Linked DNA regions of Homo sapiens: region 1 is linked to region 2. The links are chromatin contacts, found by Hi-C or POLR2A ChIA-PET in ENCODE. All regions are on one chromosome and are shown on one strand. Each heading gives the region's core, a stretch centred on a gene start or an enhancer-like site at or near the end of the contact. The rest is flanking DNA. Distances are from core to core; before and after follow the strand shown.

Evidence for each region. Hi-C counts contacts between places; a loop is a spot of excess contacts on that map. ChIA-PET counts read pairs that join two places held with the same protein, here RNA polymerase II (POLR2A). Pooled maps may share reads with other maps.
Region 1: a pooled map shows a loop between it and region 2 (2.9-fold over the local background). The contact joins two enhancer-like sites. A Hi-C loop is called at or near these places in 1 of 168 maps with a recorded cell type or tissue (B cell), 2 of 37 single-sample maps with no recorded cell type and 11 of 50 pooled maps. POLR2A ChIA-PET finds 5 or more read pairs at or near these places in 15 of 52 experiments (CD4-positive, alpha-beta T cell, CD8-positive, alpha-beta memory T cell, Caco-2 and 10 more).

The regions. Positions count from the first base shown.
Region 1 is chr12:57,210,617-57,215,136 of GRCh38, reverse strand. It overlaps LRP1 (LDL receptor related protein 1), which reads right to left. Exons shown (of 89, transcript NM_002332.3): 83 at 4,258-4,419; 84 at 3,787-3,961; 85 at 3,549-3,650; 86 at 3,323-3,387; 87 at 3,120-3,210; 88 at 2,876-3,020; 89 at 1,776-2,722. The coding sequence ends at 2,582. Among named protein-coding and RNA genes, the nearest start is that of NXPH4, 3.9 kb to the left of the region's middle. RefSeq lists an enhancer at 1-465 and a silencer at 1,699-1,748. Within about 2 kb of position 1,940, at least 6 of the 41 ENCODE cell types and tissues checked have a DNase peak (open chromatin) inside an H3K27ac peak, as active enhancers do.
Region 2 is chr12:57,061,767-57,066,180 of GRCh38, reverse strand. It overlaps NEMP1 (nuclear envelope integral membrane protein 1), which reads left to right. Exons shown (of 9, transcript NM_001130963.2): 5 at 1,442-1,535; 6 at 1,996-2,110; 7 at 2,837-3,062. Among named protein-coding and RNA genes, the nearest start is that of MYO1A, 14 kb to the right of the region's middle. Within about 2 kb of position 1,745, at least 8 of the 41 ENCODE cell types and tissues checked have a DNase peak (open chromatin) inside an H3K27ac peak, as active enhancers do.

The sequences.
Region 1 (4,520 bases), core at 691-3,190, 150 kb before region 2:
AGCTACAGTCTCAGGCCACCTGTTCTCTCTCCAGTTACACACACACATGTGTGCGCGCTCGCACAAACACAAGTGCAAACACACACATGCACACTACTCGCCCTGTCTCTGGGTCTTTGCCTCTGTCCCCCTGTCTCTCCGCCTCTGGGTTTCTGCCTCTCATTCGGTATCAGCTTCTGTCCCTGGTTCTCAGCCTCTGTCCCTGGTTCTTCCCATCTCTCAGGCCAAGGTGAGGGCTTCCCACCTGCCTCCCGGGTGGGTAGTTTGAGAAACTGCCTCCTGGTGGACCTTCTCCTAGCAGGTCCTGACAGGCGGAGTGGGGGATGCTGACTGGAGGGGTATGCCTTCCAAGCTGCAGCGGGGGTCCCTTGTCGCTCTGCCCAGGATCTTGAGGTGACAGGCAGAGATCAGTGGCTCCCGGGGGGCACCAGATGCACCGATGGCAGAGGGGCAGGGTTGGGGCTGGTGGTGGTGGGAGCAGGCAGGCGCTGGGGCAGGGAGGGGAGCTGGCTGGCAGAGGGTGGAGGGGTGTGGCAAAATAGCCGGAGAGAAGGAAGCGAGAGACTGGGCTGGGGTCCCCCGCAGGTGCATAATGAGTGCTGAGGCGGGGGCTGTGTGGGGCTTCAGGATAGGCGGTGCTCCAGGCGTACAGACACCACCTGGTGGCCAGATTGGGACACAGACCTCCTACTCGGCAACCACGGATTCTGTTTCCCCGCAGTTGCCCATCCAGGGCCCTTTTGAAGGCAGGGGAGGATCTCAGAGTTGGCTTGGAGGATGAGGTTGGAGAGAGCTTCTGAAGGCTAAGAAGGGAAGGGGAGGGCTCCTCTTTCCACAGGTGCCTAGACTTGTAGCTTCCCCAAGGCAGAAGGAAGCCTGGGAGGAATCTCCTGGAGTTGAACCAGTGAGGGAGGAGGAATGAAAGGCAGCACTTCCTGGTTGGGAGTTGGGTAAGGGATCTTCAGACATTTGCAGCCACCCTTCCTGAGCTCATATTTGCTGTACTGGGACTCAAACCCTCTCTAGTCCTGGGCAGTGTAAACTGTGCAACTTTCTGCAAGAAGTTTCCCCCTCTAGGCAGGGGTTGAAATGGACCTGGACACTTTTGATTGACAGTTTTTTCCTGTTACCCCCTGGAATGACTGAAATGATTGGTGAGCTGGAGCTGCTGGGGGCCTAGAGGGCCTGGCAAACTGGTCTTCCCAGCTCTCCTTTACCGCAGGAGACACCTGGCTCTGGAATGCAGCATTTTACTTCGCATTTGATTCATTAGTCTCCACAAAGTGAGACGTCAGTGCTTCAAGAGCAGACTCAGGCAGAGAGAACCGCATGGGAGGACCCTGAAGGATGAGAAAACCTTTGCAGCCTCAGTGTATTCACTTCTTATAGTGGGGCTTCTCACTGTGGGTGATCATTTTGGGTAGGGGGGTGGTGTCTGGTAGAAGTGAATGCAGAGAAACAGATCTGAGTTAGTGTCCTAGACCCAGAGGGAACACAAAATCTGGAGACTCGAAGTCATGGCTGAAGGTCACACAGCCAGGAGAAGCAGATCTTCCATGTCAAGTCCAGTGCCACCCGCTTCCCGGGCACAGTAAGATGGAGAGGGGGAGGGCCCTGGGAGAAGGGCACTAAAAACCACGCGCCAGCCTGCCTCCAGCACGGGGCAGGTCTCCCTCTGGTGGCCGAAGCAGGAAAGCGCAGCCCCAGCTCCCAGCGTCTCTCACACACAGGCAGACACCAGCGGCTTTTTTTCTTTCTTTTTTTTTTTTTTGGCCTTTTTTTTTTTTTTTTTTTTTACAATTTTATTTATAACAATATCTGTGTTATTTAGTTGTAAAGGAATTCAGCAAAAATTATTAAAACGTTCACGTCCCCAAAACGGGGCTGCCCGCTTTCCCTTCCTGGGTGTGGCCCACCTCCTTGGCGTCCCCAGGGGAGGGGAGGCTGGAGGAATGTTTACCAGAGGAAGTCTCCAGCCCTGGGAACCTCGGTGGGGGCCCTGGAGACAGGGAGGGCCTGTCTGGGAGGGGGGTTGAGCATGGCCATCTCATAGGTGCCCCTGGAGTTGGGGCTGGGGTTTGGGGTGGCCTCCCCCAAGAACTAAAACACTCCATCCTTTCCCGCCTACCTCACCCAGAGCCACGTCTTCCAGACAGGGGCAGCAAAGAACTCTCCCTTCCCAGAATTAGCCCTCAGGAAGCTGTGGGAGCGGGCAAGCAGGGATGGGGCGAGAGGGGAGAGCCTTGGCAAAGTGTCTTATACAGGGAGGGGAAGGCTGCACCACCAGCTCTCCCAGTGGGGTGCGTTCTGGTGGGAGGGTAGGAGGTGCAGCCCCAAGCCCTCCCTGCCTGTCTCCCTGAAGGCAGCATGGGGGTGCCAAGGAGCAGGCAGGGAGGGGATGGAGAAATAATACTGTGCTCGCTTGCCGGCTTGCTCGCTCACATATAAAATGTAATTCCTTCATTTTTACATTTATACATCCGGCGGGGCCAGGGAAGGGCTGGCTGGGGAGGGGCTCACTGAAGGACTTCACTGGCAGGGGGCAGGAGGCTTTCTGGGGGCAGTCCGACGGGGCAGGGCCCTATGCCAAGGGGTCCCCTATCTCGTCCTCAGGGCCCCGGCCCAGGAGTTCTCGCTTCTCGTCCGTGCTGGCCAGGGAGTGGCGACTGCCATGGCCCCCCATGTAGAGTGTGGCATACACGGGGTTGGTGAAGTTGGTGGGCTGCAGGGTGACAGAGGGTTCAGGTAGGGCTCAGGAGCTGGGCCTGTAGCCCAGGTTACCCCACCCCCACCTCCGTCCCTCACCTAACCCAACACCTTTGGTTAGGCCACCCACGGCCTCTTGGCACTCGACCCTGCCCGCCTCCCAGCCCACCTTGTCAGGGTCCAGGGCAAAGTCAGCGTCCAGTAGGCCTCCCACATCATCAGGCTCTCCGCCTTCGTACATCTTGTAGGTGGGGTTTCCAATCTCCACGTTCATGGCCCCGTTGGTCATCCGTTGGTGCTGGAAGCCCTTAGCCCTGGGGAAAGGCAGGAGTATAAGGAGACAGAGATTATTGGGGGGGAAGGCTAGGATGGCAAAATAATGACCAGAATGTTCCAGAATCCCTGTGACTCACCCTTGGACTCGCCGCTTATACCAGAATACCACTCCGGCCACCAGAACCAGCAGCAGCAGCAACAGCAGAGGGATTAGGATGGAGGCTATATCTGGAGGGAAGAGGTGGGACACTGAGTCACCAAGGCTCAGGGAAGCAGGAGGCACACGGTCCCCCTGCTCTAGGTCCCGGTGGCCCTGCCTGCCCCAACCCCTGCCACCTACGTCCTGGCTGCTGCTGGCTGAAGACGTGCTCCTCACACCGGGGCCCTGTCATGTGGGGTGGGCACCTGCAGAAAGGAGGGACACGGCTGAGTAGGTATAACCTCCATAGCCACTGCTGCCAGGAAAACAGGGCGGGGGGTGGGCACTGAGGCCTGACGGTCCTCCTGCTCAAATCTGGGGAAGGGAGCGATGATCTATGCCTGGGTGAAGCCCGGGCCCAACTCACTGGCACTCAGGCATCATTTTGCTGTTCATGGTACAGGAGCCGCCATTGCTGCAGTGGCCGACGCAGGTCAGACAGCTGGGGGCCACCCGGCCATCCGTGCAGCTGCAGGAAGGAATCAGAGGCTGGGGCTGGGGCTGGCAGAGGCGTGCCTGGGATGCTGAGGAAGGGAGGGGCAGGGCAGGGCTAGGACAGGGCAGGGGCCCAGCTGGGTGGAACTGTGGAGGAGGGCCCCACTCACTTGCAGGTGACATCCCCACTCTGCTTGTTGACCACACAGGCCCCTTCGAGACAGCGGCTGCACTTGTTCACCTCACACCTCGATCCCTCAAAGTAGGCAGTGCAGCGGCATTGTCGGGAGCCATCAGCAGCCATCTGGCATGTGCCAAAGTTCTCACAGTAGCCAGAGCACTGCCCTGTGGTTGGGGAGGGAGAGAAGTGCCTCAAGCCCCACCCTCATGAGGGCTCTCCATAGGTTGAACAGAGCTTTTCTGTTTGCATAATCTTGGTGCAGGGGGTGCACTGCCTCAGGGGAAGTGTGCCAGCACCTTTGTGGGGAAGCGCCAGCAGCTTGGGCCTGGCTCAGCTGCATAAGGCCTTCTTTCCTGAACTTGCCCCTGTGGGTCCCAGGCACAGGTTGAACATCACCCCATGCTCTGGGGTCCCCCGTCACCCTCCCGCATGCCCTGGGGCCCAGGGATGGCTCACTCACGGTACTGGCAGCGGTCGCCCAGGAAGCCGGGTAGGCATCGGCACTGGGGCTGGTTGCCCTGGTTGACAGTGCAGGTGCTGTTGTTGGCACAGTAGCCCGCACACACCTGCTGGGTGCATTTGGGGCCCGTGAAGCCCGTGGGGCACCGGCACGTGGGCATGCCTGGTGGGAGAGGATGTGTGAGCGCGACTGTGGCCCTCGAGACCACCTGGCCCTATAGCAGAGGAATGGGCTGGGGGGACCTGGGCGAGAAGCAGAGACTG
Region 2 (4,414 bases), core at 496-2,995:
CAGGTTCATGCCATTCTCCTGCCTCAGCCTCCCTAGTAGCTGGGACTATAGGCGCCTGCCACCACACCCAGCTAATTTTTTTGTATTTTTAGTAGAGACAGGGTTTCACCGTGTTAACCAGGATGGTCTCGATCTCCGGACCTCGTGATCCTCCCATCTCAGCCTCCCAAAGTGCTGGGATTACAGGCTTGAGCCACCATGCCCGGCCAGATACAACTTTTTTAAAGCTAAAGGCTGATCCAGAGCAAGACCCTAACTGTCTTCAATTCTGTGAAGGGTGAGAGGTGAGGAAGCCTCAGAAGAAAAGTTTACAGCTAGTGAAGGTTCTTGGTTCATGAGATTTAAGGAAAGAAGCTGTCTTATTACATAAGTGCAAGGTAGGCTAGGCGTGGTGGCTCAGGCCTGTAGTCCCAGCACTTTGGGAGGCTGAGGCGGGCAGATCACTTGAGCCCAGGGAGTTCGAGACCAGCCTGAGCAACATGGTGAAACCCTGCCTTTACAAAAAATACAAAAAAGTCATGGTACCAGCTACTCGGGAGGCTGAGGTGGGAGAATCACCTGGGCCCAGTAGATCAAGGCTGCAGTGAGCCATGATGACGCCATCGCACCCCAGCTTGGGCAACAGAGTGAGACTTTGTCTCAAAAAAAAAAAAAAAAAAGATGAACCAAGCACTGATATAGAAGCTGTAGCAAGTTATTCAGAAGATCTAGCTAACATCATTGTTGAAAGTGGCTACAATTAAAGAGCTCCTCAGTGTAGACAAAATAGCCTTATACTAGAAGAAGATGCCATTGAGGACTTTGATAGCGAGAGAGAAGTCAGTGCCTAGCTTCAAAGGAGGGGTGATCCTCTTGTTAAGGGTTAATGCTGTTGGAGGATTGACTCCAGTTTTGAAAGAAGTTGTGGTAAAATGCTATCAGACAGTATTGCATGCTTTAGAGAAATCTTCATTGAAAGGATGAGTCAATGCAGCAAACTTCATTATATTTTAAGAAATTGCCACAGCCACTCCAGCCTTCAGAAACCACTGCCTTCATCAGTCAACAGCCATCAACATGGAAGTGAGACCCTCCACCAGCAAAAAAAATGATGACTCACTGAAGGCGTAGATGATCTTTAGCAGGTTTTAGCAAAGTATTTTTAATTAAGGAATATATATTTTTAAGACATAATGCTGTTGTACACTTAATATACTATAATATAGTGTAAACAATTTTTATATGCAGTGGGAAACCAAAAAATTTGTGTGACTTACTTACTGCAATTGCAATATTTGGTTTATTGCAGTGGTCTGGAACCAAATTTGAAATGTCTCTGATGCTTGTACTGCTCTAATCTTGTACCTTTTAAAATCTTTCGGCTGGGTTAGTTGTCCTAGTTTCAACAGTGCTATGTATGAAATATATACATATGGTCATGAAATACATTTTTTTCCTGCAGAAGTCAAATTTTCTACTACTCTACTGGGATGACTGTGGGAATTGTGGCCTCTCTGCTAATCATCATTTTTATACTATCTAAGTTTATGCCTAAGGTAAGTATCAGAATCTTCATGTGCAGCTAGAATGAATTTGGATAGCTGAAGGACTGTTTTCCTGGGTAATCTTAGAAAACTGAAAATGTGTATTGATGGCTGATGAGTCAATATCCTACTCTCCTTGATTCAGAAAGGTACTTTCCACGATGAAACTTGGAGCCTGATTACAAATTCTTTCTTTTTATATAAAATCCTGTGCTCAGAGGGGGATTAAAGTCTGCTTCCTGTTTTTTAATTATATAGCCAGGCTTTTAAGTTATTTAGCATTTCATCTTCCCAGTGTTCGTTGCAGACTGTACCATTTTAAGTATAAAGGACATCTTTTTAAGAGAAGTGTTTTTTGTGCATTTTGAGTAGGTTGAATTTTTTAAAAAAAAAATCATAGTTCCATTTTGCTTCTTTTATGTATGGAAAGCCTGTTGTAACTTTTTGCTTTCACTTCTACTCTCTGTCTTAGAAAAGTCCCATTTACGTCATCCTGGTGGGAGGCTGGTCTTTTTCTCTGTACCTCATTCAACTAGTTTTTAAAAATTTACAAGAGATCTGGAGGTGTTACTGGCAGTATCTTTTAAGTAAGTGTTGTCGGTTTTGCTTTCCTTTTGTACGTTTATAGGCTGTTTCAGTTAATTTGATCATGAAAAGATTTTGCCTGCTTATGGGATTTAATAGTTCATGTCATTTTTTTAAACTTTTAAAAATCATAGTTTTTCACTTATTTCTAATCCCTCTACAATTATCACCTTCTCTTAAATTAGAATGGTGCTGTTAAGGCGAAGATGTTCATTTATTGGTATTTATAAATATACCTTTCTTTACACAATAAACATCTTTCTGAAAAGCTGTAAGTTGACTTTATTAATGGAATCATATTTTAAATATACTTGGGGACCTTAAGTAAAAGACTCCGCAGTTAATTTTTTTCTCCTTCATTTCTGAATGAACTGCTGTAGATTTTATTTACAAAGTAAAAATCCTTGGTCATATAGATAGTAACCTTTGAGTTATCCTTTGAAGGGTGATTAATCTGGATTTCTGTATATTGGTTTTTTAAAATAGTCTATTTCAGGGTTGTTCAACATGTACCTTTAATGTTCTGTTTGAACCAAATAAATTTGGGACAGCAGAAAGGATAGAAACTTAGAGAAATATATTCTAAGAAAAAAGTGTGAAAAATTAAGTAAAAATCTGATTTCCTAGTTCAATTGGTGCTATATAGTAAATTAACTACTGCTTCCCACACAAATTATTTTTACCAAGTATAGATGAAAAAGAATGTCTTCTGATAACTCTTCTCATAGGTTATGTCCTCACAGTTGGATTCATGAGTTTTGCAGTATGTTACAAGTATGGGCCCTTGGAGAATGAACGAAGTATCAACCTGCTGACCTGGACCTTGCAGCTGATGGGCCTGTGTTTCATGTATTCTGGCATCCAGATACCACATATTGCCCTTGCCATTATCATCATTGCTCTTTGTACTAAGAACCTGGAACACCCTATTCAGTGGCTGTACATCACCTGCAGGTGACTGAAAGGCAATGTAACTTAATATTGACAGGTACATTGTGGGATGCAGTTGCAGCAAGAGGATACAGAGGTGTTGACCTGGGAGCTTCTTTGTTAATGAAAAGTCATTGTATTGTACTTCCACTTTTGTTCCTTCCCGAGTCTATTTTTTTTTTTTTACTTTCTATAGGAATTTTTATATTTTTATTCTAGTCATTTTATATAAAATGTCTAGTAAAATGTCATGTGTTCCTGTTACCACAAGGTGGTGCAAATTCTATCACTGTTTTTTTGAGATGGAGTCTCGCTCTGTCGCCCAGGCTGGAGTGCAGTGGCGTGATCTCGGCTCACTGCAACCTCCACCTCCCGGGTTCAAACGATTCTTCTGCCTCAGCCTCCTGAGTAGCTGGGATTACAGGCATGCGCCACCACATTCAGCTAATTTTTATATTTTTAGTAGGGTTCCCCATGTTGACCAGGCTGGTCTTGAACTCCTGACCTCAAATGTCAGGAGTTCATAAAGTGCTGAGGAGCTCCCAAAGTGCTTGGATTACAAAGTGCTGGGATTACAGACATGAGCCACTGCGCCCCGCCACAAATTGTATCGCTTTTATACCGTATGCTCATTGAGGTCTCCTGGGTTCAGATTTTTTTTTTGAGACAGAGTCTCTCTCTGTCACCCAGGCTGGAGCACAATGGCGTGATCTCGGCTCACTGCAGCCTCCACCTCCCGGGTTCAAGTGATTCTTCTGCCTCAGCCTCCCGAATAGTTGGGACTACGGGTGGGCGCCACTATGCCTGGCTAATTTTTGTATTTTTAATAGAGATGTGGTTTCACCATGTTGGCCAGGGTGGTCTCAAACTCCTGACCTCAGGTGATTTGCCCACCTCAGCCCCACAAAGTGCTAGGATTATAGGCGTGAGCCACCTCACCCAGCCCATTTCAGACTATTTCTCAGTGGCTTTCAGATTGCTCTGGAGGTCTTAGTCTTATTTTAAGATGTAATTCATAGCATGTTTTGTCACCTTGCATAATAAATATGGAATGTTACTAGGTCCTGAAGTTGTCTATTATAGATAGTCAAGGTGATGCTTTCAGTTTGGGAAACCAAGTTACTGGACCACAATCTTTTTTTTTTGAGATGGAGTCTTGCTCTGTCACCAGGCTGGAGTGCAGTGGTGCTATCTCAGCTCACCGCAACCTCTGCCTCCTGGGTTTAAGCGATTCTCCTGCCTCAGCCTCCTGAGTAGCTGGGGTTACAGGTACATGCCACCATGCCCAGCTAATTTTTGCATTTTTATAGTAGAGATGGCGTTTCACTATGTTGGCCAGGATAGTCTCAATCTTGACCTTGTGATCTGCCCACCTT